Linked DNA regions of Homo sapiens: region 2 is linked to region 1. Evidence: chromatin loops called from intact Hi-C (ENCODE). Cell type or tissue: CD4-positive, alpha-beta T cell. All regions are shown on one strand.

Evidence for each region. Hi-C counts contacts between places; a loop is a spot of excess contacts. Peaks named below come from ENCODE experiments on the same cell type or tissue, not always from the same donor. Only the 100,000 strongest peaks of a DNase experiment are listed, where the experiment ranks them.
Region 2: a loop joins it to region 1, with 2.3 times the contacts of the local background. A loop is called at or near these places in 4 of 110 quality-filtered maps.

Annotation. Positions count from the first base shown.
Region 1 is chr11:44,654,051-44,662,050 of GRCh38, forward strand. No RefSeq gene overlaps it. Among named protein-coding and RNA genes, the nearest start is that of LINC02704, 43 kb to the right of the region's middle. RefSeq lists enhancers at 1-80, 698-1,313. In CD4-positive, alpha-beta T cell, no CTCF peak of the experiment used is centred here; a DNase peak (open chromatin) is centred at 4,571.
Region 2 is chr11:44,770,697-44,778,696 of GRCh38, forward strand. The region is part of intron 2 of TSPAN18 (tetraspanin 18); the gene reads left to right. Among named protein-coding and RNA genes, the nearest start is that of TSPAN18-AS1, 38 kb to the left of the region's middle. RefSeq lists enhancers at 3,442-4,216, 6,181-6,682, 6,683-7,182. In CD4-positive, alpha-beta T cell, a CTCF peak has its summit at 4,951; a DNase peak (open chromatin) is centred at 4,895.

The DNA of each region.
Region 1 (8,000 bases):
TGGTCATCCTCCTCTTGCCCCAGGAAGCCCTCCGCTTCTCCTTCCTTGCTGATGCAGGACTGCCCTCCTGGCCAGTGCCCTGGTGCCCAGACCTTGCCCTGTGACTACCTCCCTGTGCCTGGTGTGGCGCTGGGCATAATCGCTCACTCTCATCCTTATCAAAGAGACAGACTTGGTTGGGGGGACACACTCCTGGAGCCCCGCCCCAGCATGGCCACTCCCTAGGTGGGCCACTTGGGACAGTGGGCCTCTCTGAGCCTCAGTAGTCTCATCTGCCAAATGGCAATGAGAATGCCTCCCTAGTGAGCAAGCCCCTGGGCTGTCTGTGGCACGGTCCAGGAGAGGCGAGGCAGGACTGTTGCTTTCTCGGCCCGCTCTTCGGGCCAACAAGGAAGTTCACAATGTCAGTAGTCAAGACACCTGCCTTGTTGAATGAACTGGGCTGAAGAAGGGGCCTGGGCAGTGGCTGAAGCCCCATCCATCTTCCCCCTTCCTCCATTCCCCACCTGGTTGCCCAAGTATAGGGGCAGGGGAGCAGAAGGGAAGGGAACCAATGTTACTTTGAGCGTTCTATGACCCAGGCAAGAGCTTTATCACAAGCCATGCTCTTAACAAGCCTATAACATAAATACCATTGCATCCATTTTACAGAATAAAGCCAAGGCTCCGGGAGTTCAGCGATGCCTCCCCGGTCTTGCAGACAGCCTCGCCATGTGGCTGGCAAAGCTGGGCCCTCTGCAGAGCCAGCGCAGGGAGCCCCGCAGGCACCGACGGGGCCTCTTTTCCAAATGGCCCTTGCAGGCTCAGCTCCCACACATGACACAACCAGGAGTAACAAGCATAGGCCTGGCTCCACAATGCCAGCCTTTCCCCTATTCTAACAAGTCCCACCCACCACCTGCACCCAGGCTACGTCTTGACCTACTCCAAAGCCAAGCTAGGGGTGTGGGCTGTCCCACAGTGCGGGTCCTGAGAGTCCTACTACTTGAATTCCAGCCCTAGCCTTGTGCTTGCTAGCTAGAAAGTCCTGGCAAGGTTCACAGCCCAGGGCTACCCCCTGCTCCCGACCTCCCCCAGTGCTGAATGCCTCTCAACCTCTTGCTCATGCTCAGATGGAGGTCAGGTCAGGAGGGGCTAGCAAAGGCCGAAGCTCTTTGGAAATTACAGATAGCAGTCATGCTTTGTTGATTCTTCCCTTTCTGACTAGCTGCTGTCCATACTCTGCTGGCTAGTAAATATTTTTTTTTTTTTTTGAGATGGAGTCTCACTCTGTTGCCCAGGCTGGAGTGCAGTGGAGTGATCTCAGCTCGCTGCCACCTCCACCTCCCGGGTTCAAGTGATTCTCCTGCCTCAGCCTCCTGAGTAGCTGGAACTACAGGGGCGCACCACCACGCCTGGCTAATTTTTGTATATTTAGTAGCGATGGGGTTTCACCATGTTGACCAGGCTGGTCTCGAACTCCTGACCTCAGGTGATCCGCCCACCTCGGCCTCCTAGGCATGACGCAATGCACCCAGCCAGTAAATATTCTTTTTTTTTTTTTTTTTTTTTTCTAGATATGGAGTCTCGCTCTGTCGCCCAGGTTGGAGTGCAGCGGCACAAGCTCGGCTCACTGCAAGCTCCTCCTCCCAGGTTCACGCCATTCTCCTGCCTCAGCCTCCCGAGTAGCTGGGACTACAGGCGCCCGCCACCACACCTAGCTAATTTTTTGTATTTTTAGTAGAGACGGAGTTTCACCGTGTTAGCCAGGATGGTCTTGATCTCCTGACCTCGTGATCCACCCGCCTCGGCCTCCCAAAGTGCTGGGATTACAGGCATGAGCCACTGCGCCTGGCCCACCAGTAAATATCTAATGTCACCCCTGGTTATAAATCTGGTTCAACTGCATTTATCCCTTGCCTACTGCTTGTTCTGGTGTTAGGCTATGTGTGTGTGTTGGGGGCAGAGGGGGAACAATGTGATTTAGACAGCAGGCCCCAACCCGCTTAGGGAGCTCAAAGGGAGAAGACAGACACAACACCCCCTCACCCAACACTTCTGCAGATAAGGCAGAGAATGGTATGTGTGTACAGGGGGAGTAAATGAAGTTTTGTGGGAACAAAGGAAACCATCAACTCTTGCTAAAGTTGGGGGAGGTGGGGCAATCTGGGAAGGCCTCCTGAGGGAGGGGTCCTCGGGGATGAGTATGGAAAGTGGGCAGGATTTGTTCTGTTGGAAAAGCAGACTGGGGTATTCCAAGCTAGAGGAAACGGTAGAAGCAAACACAGGGAGACTTGGAGAGTGGGCTCTGCTTGGGGCAGAGAATTTGCCGAAGGGGAGATTTATGGTGAAACCAAAAAGGGGGCTGAGGGGAACGCTGTCTGGGGGACATAGCTGATTCCCGTTTCCCCACTGGTGACGCAAATGCTAAAGAAGTTCAGCTGGGCGAGGTGGCTCATGCCTGTAATCCCAGCACTTTGGGAGGCCGAGGCAGGTGGATCATCTAAGGTCAGGAGTTCAAGACCAGCCTGGACAACATGGTGAAACCCTGTCTCTACTAAAAATACAAGTATTAGCCGGGTGTGGTTGTGGGCACCTTTAATTCCAGCTACTCAGGAGGCTAAGGCAGGAGAATCGCTTGAACCAGGGAGGTGGAGGTAGCAGTGAGCTGAGATCGTGCCTCTGCACTCCAGCCTGGGCAACGAGGAAAACTCTATCTCAAAAAAAAAAAAAAAAAATTGCTAAAGCACTTCATGAGGTGGCAACAAGTTCTCCTCTGCTACAAAAAGATTTTGCAAGCAAGTCGGCCAGTTTCAAATGATTCTGATAACAAATACCTGAAGGACTGGGCAAGGGAAGAATTCCAAAGAAACAAAAGTGCCACTAAAGAGGTATGGAGCCACAGTCAATAAGATGTGGGCCGGAATAGAACTGCTGGTGATTTTATGAAGACATGAGAAAAAGGAAAAAAGAAAAAAAAAAGGTACTGGTAAAATGCATTTTATTGATCATGAAATGATCTTTGTCAATGTTTTGGACTAGACAACGAATTACTTTCTGGATGCTCCCTGAAAATTGTACTCCTGTTTGATGTTAAACTTTTGTTTCTGAAGTTTGATTTTAAGATGTTTGAATGCTAATTTTATATATTTGAACTATAATAAATCAATCCTTTTTTATTAAAAATAAATTTTAGGCCAGGTGTGGTGGCTCATGCTTGTAATCCCAGCACTTTGAGAGGACGAGGTGGGAGGATCGCTTGAGCCCAGGAGTCTGAGGCTGCAGTGAGCTGTGATTACACCACTGCACTCCAGCCTGGGCAACAAAGAGGCTCCATCTCAAAAAAAAAAATTAAGCACAAAAAGTTTGAAGCATAAGAGAAGTAGCTAAAGCTATTTGTTATATAACATGTTATTTGTCCTTATGTCATTCCTTCTCTTTAAAACATGCTATCAGGGCCAGGCATGGTGGCTCATGCCTGTAATCCCAGCACTTTGGGCAGCCGAGGCGGGCCGATCTCTTGAGGTCAGGAGTTCGAGACCAGCCTGGCCAACATGGCGAAAATTTGACTACTAAAAGTACAAAAATTAGCCTGGCATGGTGGCGGGCACCTGTAGTCCCAGCTACTCAAAAGGCTGAGGCAGGAGAATTGCTTGAACCCGGGAGGCAGAGGTTGCAGTGAGCCGAGATTGTGCCACTGCACTCCAGCCTGGGTGACAGAGTGAGACTGCATCTCAAAAAAAAGAAATAAGAAATAAAATAAAATATGTATCGGGTTGGGAGTTTTAAATTCACAGTACAAGCATTGCTATGGATGTGCCTGAAGGAACAGAAAAATGACTTCCTTTTTAAAAAATTTTTTAAGAGACAGAGTCTCCCTCTGTCACCCAGGTGGGAGTGACTTTCTGATAATTGAGGAAAGCAGAACATATTCCCTGCCATTTGCATATTGTCACAGCGATGCCAGCAGATGCTTTTAGGAGAGGAAGAGACCCATATCTCAACTCCCTCTATCTTTGATAGCGTAAGTAAGGAACATGCTTATAAAAACAATGGAAAGTGGCACATATCTACTTTGAAAAAAGTGGGGGTTATGTAGAATAAGGCCCAAAGAGGATCAAAAACAAATTGTCACTCTGCCAAACTAGAAATTTCCACAGGCTTTCTCCTTGCTTGAGTCGAGCATTTGAGAAATTGTATTGGGATTACATTAAATTTACTATTTTTGTTTGCTAAAATGAATAAATCAACCCACTCTTATTTGTATTTAAAAAAAACAACAGGCACCACACATATGATCCCCAAAAGGGAGCAGATGGTAGAGCAGAGGCACTCTCAGATTCCCTTCCTGGGCCGGGGCTGCTGGTCAGCTCCTCAGTTATAAAATGGGAACAAATCACATCTTTCTCGTAGGACTACTGGGAGGAAAAGAGAGTGTGTGAGAGGACTCTGCTCATTGTAAGCACTCTTGAAAGCTGGGTCTTTCCAATGTTTCTCTTCTGCCCACCTGCTTCCCAAGCACAGACCCAGTTCCACCTGCAGACCCAGCAGAATTGGTGTCAGCTGTGGATTTAACGCACTGTCATGCAAGCTCCTGACGGCTGGGGGCACCATTAGGTCCAGGCAATAAACATTTATTAACATGTCACAAGGCGAAGCATGCTGATCCCCTGAGGAGATACTGTGGCACTTCCTAGTTCATGGAGAACTCAATAAATGGTAGAGGGATGGAAGGGAGGGTGGAGAGAAGACTGATTAGCCAGATGAAAGACAGAGGGCTGAGCAGAGGGAGGGAGGAGGGCAGAATAGAGGGGATGGGTGCAGGAATGGAGACATGGATGGATGAAGGATGGGAGGGTGGAAAGTGAATAGAATAATGAAGGGATGGAGAAATTCAGGAAAGGATAGAGAGGTGGAGAGGAGATGAGATGGAAGGAGGGAGGGAATGATGGCTGGACAAAAGGATAAATAGGTTAAAGGAATTGGTGAAGCCATGGAGAAATGGTAGGAAGCATGGAGGGGTGGGTGGAGAAATGGAGAGATGGAAGGATGAAGGGATGGAAGGGTAGAAGGTGAATGGAATAATGGAGCGACTGAGAGATCCAGGGAGGGATGGAGAGGTGAACGGATGGATAATGGGATGGAGAGAGGTAGGAAAAGATGGATGGTGGCTGGATGAAGGGATAATGGGGTGTAGGGATAGGTGGAGGCATAAGGGAAAGATCAGAGGAAGGATAGAGAAGTGGCTGGAGGAATAGAGAGAGAGATGGATGAAGAGATTGAAAGGTAGAGAGGGAATGAAGAATAAAGGGATGGAGAGACTGAAGAAGGAACGGAGAGGAACAGGAAACAGAGGGAAGGATGGATGGAGAAATGGAGAGATCAACGGATGGATAATGGGATGGAGAGTTGGAGGACTCATTGTTCTCTGATGAGCTTACCTTTACCTCTCCCTGCACTTCCTGGAACAGGGCACGTGCCTTGTTTGATTTCTGTTTGATTTCAGGGCATGCGTATTTGTTGAATTAAAACCCATGCATGTGGACATGCTTTGGACAGCATGGGGCCCTGCTAATGCTGAAACATTCTGTTCTGTCTCCTCCTTGGGTGGGAGTGGGAGGTCCTCTGAGGAGGACAAAGAGAAGAGAGGCAGGAAAGTCTCTGCTGCGGGGAGGAGGAGGAGAGGCCGACTCAGCTGTTCAGTATAAACTTCCCACCCTGTTGGCATATGGGGAACATGTGGCCCCCTCCCTCCTGGCACTGGAGCAACGTCATGCCAGGGATGCTGGCAGCCAAGGGCACAGAGTGTTCCCAGAGGGAACTGGCAGTCACGCAGGAGGCAAGCATTTGAAGCTGTAGTCTGAGCCTGGTTCTGGGGTGGGCCCTGAGGACCTGAGGGCAGCTGATAGGCTCAGTTCCCCTGTGGATATGGCAGGAAGCCTGCAGCCACAGCCACCCCTCCCAGCCTCTTCTGAGAAGCAGAAAGGGGCCACCCACAGGTACCAGGCCCCCATCCCTCACAGGGCCTCTGCTGCCCCTTCTAGCTCTGGGGAATCAGCTACAGGGACAGGGCCCTGGACTTGAAGTCCAAAGATGTGACCTCTGATCCCCTCAGCCCCTCACTGTGCAGATTCCATGCCTCCCTTCTTTCTGGGCCTTCCTCAGTTTCCCCGTTGTTCCAAATGCCATCCTGCCCATTGGGATGGTGAGGGTGAGATTTTATCTCCAAGTGAGAAAACCAAATATTGGGCTTTCTGAAAAGAGAAGTGTTTCCATGTGAAGAACTGTACATTATCGTGAAACCACGCCCACCTTCCTCCAACAGTTTTGACGTTAAAGAGTGTCACTTTGTTTATGAAATAAGGGCTAGTAGATGGTAATCTTGTCAGACAGCACCCCTGTTTATTTTTTGTAATTTTCAACTGGTGCATAAAACCCCAAATTGTGAACCACTAGACAAGACAATTCCTGAAGGGCCTTCCAGAGCCAGGTAGATTCTCTGTCTTAGATGCTGATATTGTTTGGCTGTGTCCCCACCCAAATCTCATCTTGAATTGTAGCTCCCATAATTCCCACTTGTCAAGGGAGGGACCCAGTGGGTGGTAACTGAAGCATGTGGGTAGGTTTTTCCCATGCTGTTTTCGTGATAGTGAATACGTCTCCTGAGACCTGATGGTTTTATAAAGTGGAGTTCCTCTGCACACACTCTTTCTTGCCTGCTGCCATGTAAGATGTGACTTTGCTCCTCCTTGCCTTCTGCCATGATTGTGAGGCCTCCCCAGCCATGTGGAACTGTGAGTCCATTAAACCTCTTTTTCTTTATAAATTACCCAGTCTTGGATATGTCTTTATTAGCAGCGTGAGAATGAACTAATACAGATGTACCCCTGGAATAGGTCTGCCTCTAACCAGGGCTCTAATTTGGAACCTTGATGTGTACAACTTCCCTCTTGAGCTCACATCTGTGCCCTGGAGGAAGCAGTGTCTGCAGAGGTTCAGGTGCAGGCAGACTTCTCTGAGGGGCAGAACAGTGCCTTGCCCTCAACAAGCCATCTCAGCCCCGCAGTTTGAGCTCAATCCTATTCCCCCACCACAACCACCCGCAGCTCAACAGGAGCTGTCCACTCCCCTAGTGATCCTGTGACCAGATCCCTGAGAGGCCCCCCAGAAAAACTCCACACAGGACAAGTGTGGGCTGATAACTTCTCCCTATGAACTGTGTTGCAGCTGGAGAGAGTCAAATTCAAGTTTAGCAGAGAAGCAATCCAGTTGGGCTGGGTGGGTCAGGCCACAGAAGACGTGACTCAAGGCGTGGGAGCCCCAGCACATGTGGCCTAGCTGGTCTGGCCCCCAAGTACTTGCAGGGTGTGGAGAGTCCATTAGAGACCATGGGAGCGTGGGGCGGGAGACATTCCCAGGCCAGGCCAGAGCAATGCTCCCAGAGTTCCCTCTTATCCTTCCCTTCTCCTTAGATACCCCCTCACCCAATGCCAGCTCTCCCAGTTGCAGCAACTTGGAAGAGAAATGTCACGGCCAACCCCAGCCAGCCCCGCCAGCTCAGCAGTTTCTCCCTGCCCTGCTCCCCAGCTCTGCACTGTCTTCCCACTCAAACAGGCTGCAGGGAGCTGGGGAGGCAGGGAGGCTGCAGACAGGCAGGGCCCAGCCGGGCTGTCTGGCTTCCTGGATCTCAGAATCAGCATTCATTTATTATTTAGCAAATATGCCTCAATCCCTGACTAAGGGGTGTGCAAAGCAACCCAGTGGGCAGGGTGGGAGTGTGTGTGCGCATGTGTATCTGTGTGTGTCTCGGTGTAGGTTTATGTTTGTGTGAGAGTGTGTCTGTGCATTTCTGTGTATGTCTCTGTGTCTGTGCATTTCTGTGTGTGTGTCTGTGCATTTCTGTGTGTTTGAGTATGTGTTATCTGCACATCTGTGGGTGGGAAAGGGGTTTCTGGGGTGAACAAAGGAGAGCCTGTGTGTTCCAAGGGGCCTGACTTCAGCAGGCGTGTACATGGGGAAGG
Region 2 (8,000 bases), 120 kb after region 1:
GCAGGGAGACCAGTACAAACACTGATGTTGGAATCCATGGGAGAGGCAAGGTGGCTTGGAAGGTGGAATGTGGTGGAGGTGCTGAGAAGCCACAACATTCAGGATCTATTTTGAGAGCAAAGTTGATAGGACTCGCTGATAGGATGGGGATGAGAGAAAGAGGAGTCAAGGCCAACCACAGCTTCTGGCCCAAGATGGAAGAGCCTAGGGTGGGTTCTGGCAGAGAGTGGAGGGAGGGCATATTGAGTTCTTCTCAGGCATTTTAAGTTGAGATGCTTATTAGCCACTAAAGTGGAGGTGGAGAGGAGTGGATGGAGATATGCACCTGGGGTTCAGGGGTGAGGGTGGGGCTGGTCTCCAAATTTGAGAGCCATCAGCTTATAGAGAGTATTTCAAACCTTTGACCATAATGAGATCACTCAGGTAGTGAGTGAAGATGCAAAAGATGACAGAGGACTGAGCCACTGTCAAGGGCAGTCATGTGTTATTTGAGAAAATTCTGGTCCCAGGGAAGGGCGGATATGCTGAACAGAAGTGTGCACCTTAGGCAGGGGCAAAGGTGAGAGGCTTGAGGATGAGTGGAGAAATGAAGCTCTATGCCTTGCTGCAAGGTCTGGCTGGATCTTCTAATGTCTCTGTCAGATCATTCATTCATTCATTCATATGAACAAAAACACTTATCAAGTGTCAACTGTGCTGGAAGCACAGAGCTATTTACCTGTGGGCCCCAGATGTAAATGACATGTAGTGCCTGAGCTGGAGGAGGCCACCATTCAGCTGTTGATGCCTGACATAAAATGTGACAGGAGCAGCAGATGCATTCCTAGGTGTGTTAATCAGCTTTTCCAGAGAAACAACTGGTAGAATATACAGTCAGCTGGATATACAGATAGGATATCAGGATATATATCTGATAGGATATACAACCCTCTGTATCCATGGATTCTGTATCTGTGGATTCAACCAACTGTGAACCAAAAATATTCTAGAAAAAAATGCAAAATAATACAAAAACTTCCCAATACAGTGTATTAGCTATCATGAGTAAACTAGAGATGATTTAATGTGTACAGGAGGATGTGCATAGGTTATAAGCAAATACTATTCCATTTTATATCAGGGACTTGAGCATTAATACATTTTGATATCAAAGACGGTCCTAGAAGCAAGGGATGGATACCTCCGTGGATTCTAAGAGATGACTGTTTATATAAAGAGATTTATTATGAAGAATTGGCTCATGTGAGTATAGAGGCCGAGAAATCCTGAGATCAGCACTTTAAGTTTGTGACTCAGGAGAGTTGATGGTGTAAGTTCCAGTCCAAGGGCAGGAGAAGCCCAGTGTTCCAGCTCAAGAAGTCAGACTGGTGAAGTTTCCTCTTACTCAGCCTTTTGGTCTATTTAGGTCTCCAGTTGATTGGATGAGATCCAGCTACATTGGGGAGGGCCATTTGCTTTACTCAATCTACCTGTTTAAATGTCAATTTCATCCAGAAACAGCCTGGAAGACACTCCCAGAATAATGTTTGACCCAAATTATCCATCACTCTAGGATATATGACACCTAGAGCACATGATTTTTGTATACTTGCTTCCTCTATACAACAAAATTATTTTCAATAATAATGATGAAATAAAATCAATTAGAATAATGGCCAGAAAAGAAACAGACTGAAATTTTTGTGAACTTTGTATGTATAACCATGCCAGTAAACAACCGTTATGACATGGAAAATGTAAAAAGGTAACGGGTCAACAGTTCTTAATTACGTTAATAGATATTTTGACAAAAGAGAAAACAATACATGAAGAAACTTGCAAAATGCATTAATGCTTAAGTCCCTGATATAAAATGGAGTAGTATTTGCTTATATACTGTATACTTTAAATAATCTCTAGTTTATTCATGATAGGTAATACACTGTATTGGGAGTTTCTGTATTATTTTGCATTGTTATTTATTGATTATTTATTTATTTTGAGATGGAATTTTGCTATTGTTGCCTGGCTGGAGTGCAATGGCGCCATCTCAGCTCACTGCAACTTCCGCCTCCCCGGTTCAAGTGATTCTCCTGCCTCAGCCTCCCTAGTAGCTGGGATTACAGACATGTGCCACCACGCCCAGCTAATTTTGTATTTTTAGTAGAAACAGGGTTTCTCCGTGTTGGTCAGGCTGGTCTCGAACTTCTGACCTAGGCGATCCACCTGCCTCAGCCTCCCAAAGTGCTGGGATTACAGGCGTGAGCCACTGCACTGAGCCCGATTTTGAGTTCTTATTCTCCAAATGAACAGGTATCACAGGATCCACACATGTTGGCTTCTGACTGAATAAGTAGGTGCTCTCTGAATTCACACCTATGCAAACACAATGTGTTTTAAAGCCTAAGTAATAAAAATATGCTCATTTGAAGCTTACATACACATTATTAAAACTCACTGGCCAGGCGCGGTGGCTCATGCCTATAATCCCAGCACTTTGGGAGGCCAAGGCAGGTGGATCACTTGAAGTCGGGAGTTCGAGACCAGCCTGACCAACATGGAGAAACCCCGTCTCTACTAAAAATATAAAATTAGCCGGGCGTGGTGGCACATGCCTGTAATCCCAGCTACTAGGGAGCCTGAGACAGGAGAATTGCTTGAACCTGGGAGGCGGAGGTTGTGATGAGCTGAGATTGCGCCATTGCACTCCAGCCTGGGCAACAAGAGTGAAACTCCATCTCAAAAAAAAACCCAAAAAACAAAAAACAAACCCACCAGTGACTGCAGCAATTGTTTAGAACTTAGATCACTAAAAGATTTTTTTTTTCTCAAAGCAGAGCATTTTATCACCGACATTGTTTAGAACTGTCAGCTTTTTGTGGGTTTTAGGTTTGTTTCAAAATTCCCTACAGGCAGTTCATCCCTTTGTTGCCAGCTCCCTGGAAGGACGGCTTCCACTGCCCCGCTCTTGGCATGCCCATAGCAAGATGCTTCCAAGAGGGTTGCTGTGGGGGGATGGGATGGAACGGTGGTCAGAAGGTTGGGGAGACCCTGTAGCTGAGTCCTGCAATAGGACCAGGTAGTCTCCAGGTGGAATGGATGGACACAAGACCAGCCTGGGAACCCCTGGCGTCCTGGGAACCCTGGGTCAATAAGTATTTGGTTGCAGTTCGTAAAAGCCACCAGGGTTCTGAGCACCATTTGTGTACCCGTGCTTGGGGTTATGGAGAGCTGGGCACTAAAAGCTTCATCTCAGAGGCAGTTTGGAGCCTGCGAGGCTGCCTCCCTCCCGGTCCTGTGCTCCTCAGTCGGACTCCCACCCTCAGCCCCTCTCTCTCCTTCCCTTTCCCTTTCAGCAGTGTAGCCCATGGAGGCAGCTGTTCTAATTAAAAATCTCATAAATACCAGGAGATAAGGATCCAGGGGTTTTGTTTTTTATTTCTGCCGAGACTCCCCAGAGAGTCTCTTCAGTAGGAAAGGTCCCTTTGGAGCTGAGATTTTTCTCCTGGACTTCAAAGACAGGGCTTCTTAGGAACAGAACATCTGTTTAAACTGAACTTGAACCAAGAGGCAGGCAGGCATGTCCCACGGGAGAAGGAGGGGGCAGAGCCCAGGGGTGTGGTATCTGCTTTCTGTCCCTGGGGGAAGCTCCTCAGACAGGCTCATTCCTGCATCTCACAGTGTGTCCCCATGCTGGGCAGCTTCTCTTAGTAAATGCAGAGGAAGTGATGGCAGGTGGCCCACAGGCCTGGGGCCAGGCTTTGGGCTGACTGCTGTCCAGATAGCATCCAGGCTCCTGACCTCAAAACCTCTCTATTCAGGAGAGGTAGCAAGGAGACCTGGGGTGACAGAGTTGGCTCCTTCTGCCTGGAGGTCCCTGTGGTCCTCAGAAGTCACCTTGCAATTGGGGACCTCCCAGCTCTTGGCTTTTGCATGGACAGAGCCTCCTTCATCCTCCCTTCTTCCCTCCTTATTTCCCTCCCTTTCTTCTTTTTTTCTTTCCTCCATTCACTAGGCATCCACTGGGGTTCAGAGATGAAAAACTCCCACTCCCTGAGTTCGAAGGACTCACCACCTGATAGAACAACCAGGTTGATCTCAAAAGATAAGAAAAGTTGAGCACTTTGGTTGTGTGTGTGTGGCTGTTCTTGTTAAGACAATAAAACAATTCAGAGCTTGGAAAATGAAGGGAAAAGAAATCATTCACTTCCTCTCTTAGGACCAGAGCCTCCTTCGTTTCCTGCTTTTGTTCACACTCAGGCATGTGTTCAATAGTTGACACCAGAAAGTCCGTTCAGTTGGGCTTCCTGCTTTTTTTCCCCATCTCTCCTGGCCTTACAGTTTGTGAGATTCCTTCCTGGGCATCACAGGGCTGGAGGGCCCCTACTGTTGGACACTCAGCTGTGTCTAGTGTCTGCTGTCACCTGCATACCTCCTGGGAGGGGTCGCCAGGTACAGCAAATAAAATTAAAGGATGCCCAGCTAAATCTGGACTTCCTATAGACAATGACTCAATTTTTAGCATAAATCTGCCCCAAGCAATATTTGTTCCATGTACTATTTAGGAAGAATCACTGAAAGATTATTTGTTGTTTATCTGAAATTCACACTTCACTGGGCATCCTGTATTTTATCTGGGAACCCCGTACCTGGAGTATCTTTTTGCACGTGTGTAGTCAATGCTGCTTTACTTAATAATAGGGAGAACTATCTGGCTAATATGTTCCTCTCCCCATTTGTTGGGAACACTCTTCCTAACTTGAATCGCTCCTGTTCCTGCCCACACTTCTGGACTGCTCTGCAGCTTAGCGTACTTGGAGGTCACCGAATCCCTATAGGTCCTCTCCAGGCACGTTTCATTGCCAGCCTCCTTCTGGGAGCCTCCGGTGACTGCAAAGGTTTGGTTTGCTCCCTCTAGTGGCGGGGGTGGGAGGTGTACATTTGCACTCCTCTTGGGCCTCTGGGGCTGCTTTCTCCAGCGTCCGCCAGCATCTTTGGCAGGGATGGAAACAAGGATTGTGTTCTTGCCACGCTGGAGGGAGCAAGGGCTTGAGGATGTTGCTCCAGGCTGCTAACCTATAGAGGTCGATGACATCTTTCTCTCCATCAATGAATTTATTTTTCATTCCAAGGCAGCTTTCAGGGTGATAAAAATATAAAGCTAAGTGGCAGACGATTTTTTTATAAAAGTGATTGGAGGCTGGGAAGACAGGGTGTTGCCTTGTGGTTAAATGGATTTTCTGTTTAACTGAGGGTTAAGTAGAAAACTCGTTTTGATTCAACCTCTGTTGTTGCCAATCTTTCTAAAATGTATTAGCTGCTCCCTGGTTTTCCTAAGTGCACCATAATGACCATAATTGAATCTCTCTGCTGGCAGAGGATCCTGTGGGGCGTCTGGGCACACTGTTGTAAATGTCAGTCTTCACCGAGTGGCCCAGTTATTGGGCTTTACAGCCTGCAGTGCAGGCTGGTGTGCTCTGCAGTGGCCTTCACATTCGCTGTCTTCTCATTCTATCTGCCCAGCCACCCTGGGCCGGGACTCAGGAAAGGAACTAGTAAGACCACTGTATAGATGTAGAAACTGAGGTCCACTTGGGGAAAGATTGGCCCGAGTCACATCTGGCTGGTGGAGGGGCTGGGACTGAAGCCAGCAGAGACAGCTGTGGTATTGGCCCTGATTTAAATCCTGGTTCTCACTTGCTGGCTGGGAGACCATTAAGCTTCACGAGCCTTGGTTTCTTTATCTGTGAATTGGGCACGATAACCTTTCCCTACAGAGCTACTGCTGGGGTTAAGGGTGAGGATGTGGGTGGGCTGCAGACCACAGCCGTCATATATTTAAAGGGAAAATAGCACCTCTCCTGAAGAAGAAATCAACATACCAGTGCTGGGACCCTGTGTCCAGCTTCTTTCTGCTCTGCCGTCCTTCTTCTGAGTGTTGGTGGTTTTACAGTCAGAACTTGCAGCTGGAATGTCTGGGTTTGAGCCCTGTCTCTGCCCCCGACTCTCCGTGTGACTACAGTCTGGGCCTCAGTTCCCCGTCTATAAAGTGGGGATAATGATCGAAACCTGCCTCCTAGGGCTGCCATGAGGATTCCAGGGAAGGTAGCTGAGGAAGTGCTGGGTCAGGGCTGGCCATTGTCATCCTAGGACCTGGTTGAGTGTGTCTAGTTTCACCATGCTTCTCTAGATTTGGCTTATATTCTGAGTGTTTTAAAGGGATTGGGTTTGGGACCCAAGCTCCCTTTTGGTGCCCCAGGAGCCTGCATGGGCAGCCTGGGGAGGAGAAAGATACCCCCTCTCACAAGCTGGCTTCCTGCACTGTCTGGCACTTTACCCCTCTCTGGGTGCTTCCCCAGGCCTGGTTCTAAAGAAAGATGTTAAGAGAGACCTGAGGGTAGCTTAGGAGCGGACCTAGATGGGAGACTTCTGCCCTGCCATGGCCCCTGAAGTAGGGTACCCTGCCTGGGGGATGCTGGCCCTCAAATAGCTTCCCTATTTGGGAACTTTTGTGCTCCCCCATATGTCATACATTTCTAGCATCTCAAGAGGTGTTTGTTTTTTTCCATATCAAGGGATCCATGGAGTGAAGAGACCTATGTGTGACCTCTGAACCCTTTATGGGGGATTGGGTTGGGGGTGGGGAGGACACCCTGCCAAGGTGAGGCCACCTCATCTGGCCTCTGGGCTGCTGGCTCAGCCACCTCCTGGGTCCTGCAAGCAACTCTGCTTCAGCTCCCGGTCACCAGCACCTACTTATGCCAAGCTGCTGCCTTGTTCTCCAGCTCACCCACTTCCCAGGACCCCTCCGGAATTCTGTGGGGATGGGGAGGTTGCAGCTAAGTGAATAGTCACCCTATTATTTTAGGAGAGGAACAACAGCCTGTGTGCAAAGCCCCTGGGTAGGGCTGGTTTATTTATGCATTTGTCTTTAATGGGAAGGCTGAGAGAAATTGCATGGTTTGTGAATATTTACAGGCAAATTACTACAGGGAGGAAATGAATTCATTCTCTCTCCTCTCCCACTGTTAATAGATCACACTGTGGTTCCCTGAAGCCTGCCTCCCACCTCCCCCCCTTTTCTTTCTTGCAACTCCTTGTAGTCTTTATGCCAGCTCCAGGAGGGTGTCCGGGTAGACGTGCCAATTTAATTTACCATGCAGTTATTGAGCGCTAACTGTATGCCAAGCCCTGGTTCAGGGACTAGGGATACCCAGGTAGGCACCACATGTGTGGGTTCTGTCTGCGGGGCTCTGGGGCAAGCTGGCTCAGGAGAGAAGGTGCCTCTTAAAGGATTTTTCCCCCCAACAGAAAGGATACCCTAGGGGGTAGAGCACAGGAGAACCCTTGGAGAGGTTGAGCAGATGGGAATTATGCTCCAGGTGGGGGGTGGGGCAGTTAGTCTTCTGGTGTGGTTAGAGCACCCATGGGAGGAAGAAGGAGGTAGAACTAGAAATGGGGGCTGGGCTGGGTTCTTTCTAGTTCTGAGGTGGGGAAGGAAGGTGGGGAGAGGGGAGAGATTGCCCAGGATGGTGCAACTTGTGTAGCTAGCCAGAAGGAGCACACCTCTTGTTTAAGGGCCTGAGTTGGCAAATAGTAGCCTCTTATGGGGAGAGGGGAGTTTCTCCCTCATCTCCCCTTTCCTTGGGGCCAAGAGGTGTAAATGGGAGGTCTCTGGTCTGTCACTCCTCCCTCTCTTTTTCCCCGCAGACATCACCAATCAATTGCAGCACTTTTGTTGGTTCCAGAATCCTCTGGAAAACAAGCTAGGCAGGCACTATCTATTGATTCCAGCTGGCCTTCTAGAAGGAAGGTGAAGGGCCTTCTAGTAGGTGGGTGGCTGGACCTTAGGGTAGCCCCATCAATGAATTTGCAATGGAGGAAATCTCTTTGTGTCTCAGTTTCTCTACCTGTAAAATGGGGAGAGGGATGGCTCACTTGGTCTCTGAGGACTTTCCCAGTGCTAGCCAGCCAGCATTTGTTAATACCCGCATTTATTTAGTCTTTCCATTAAGCGTGTG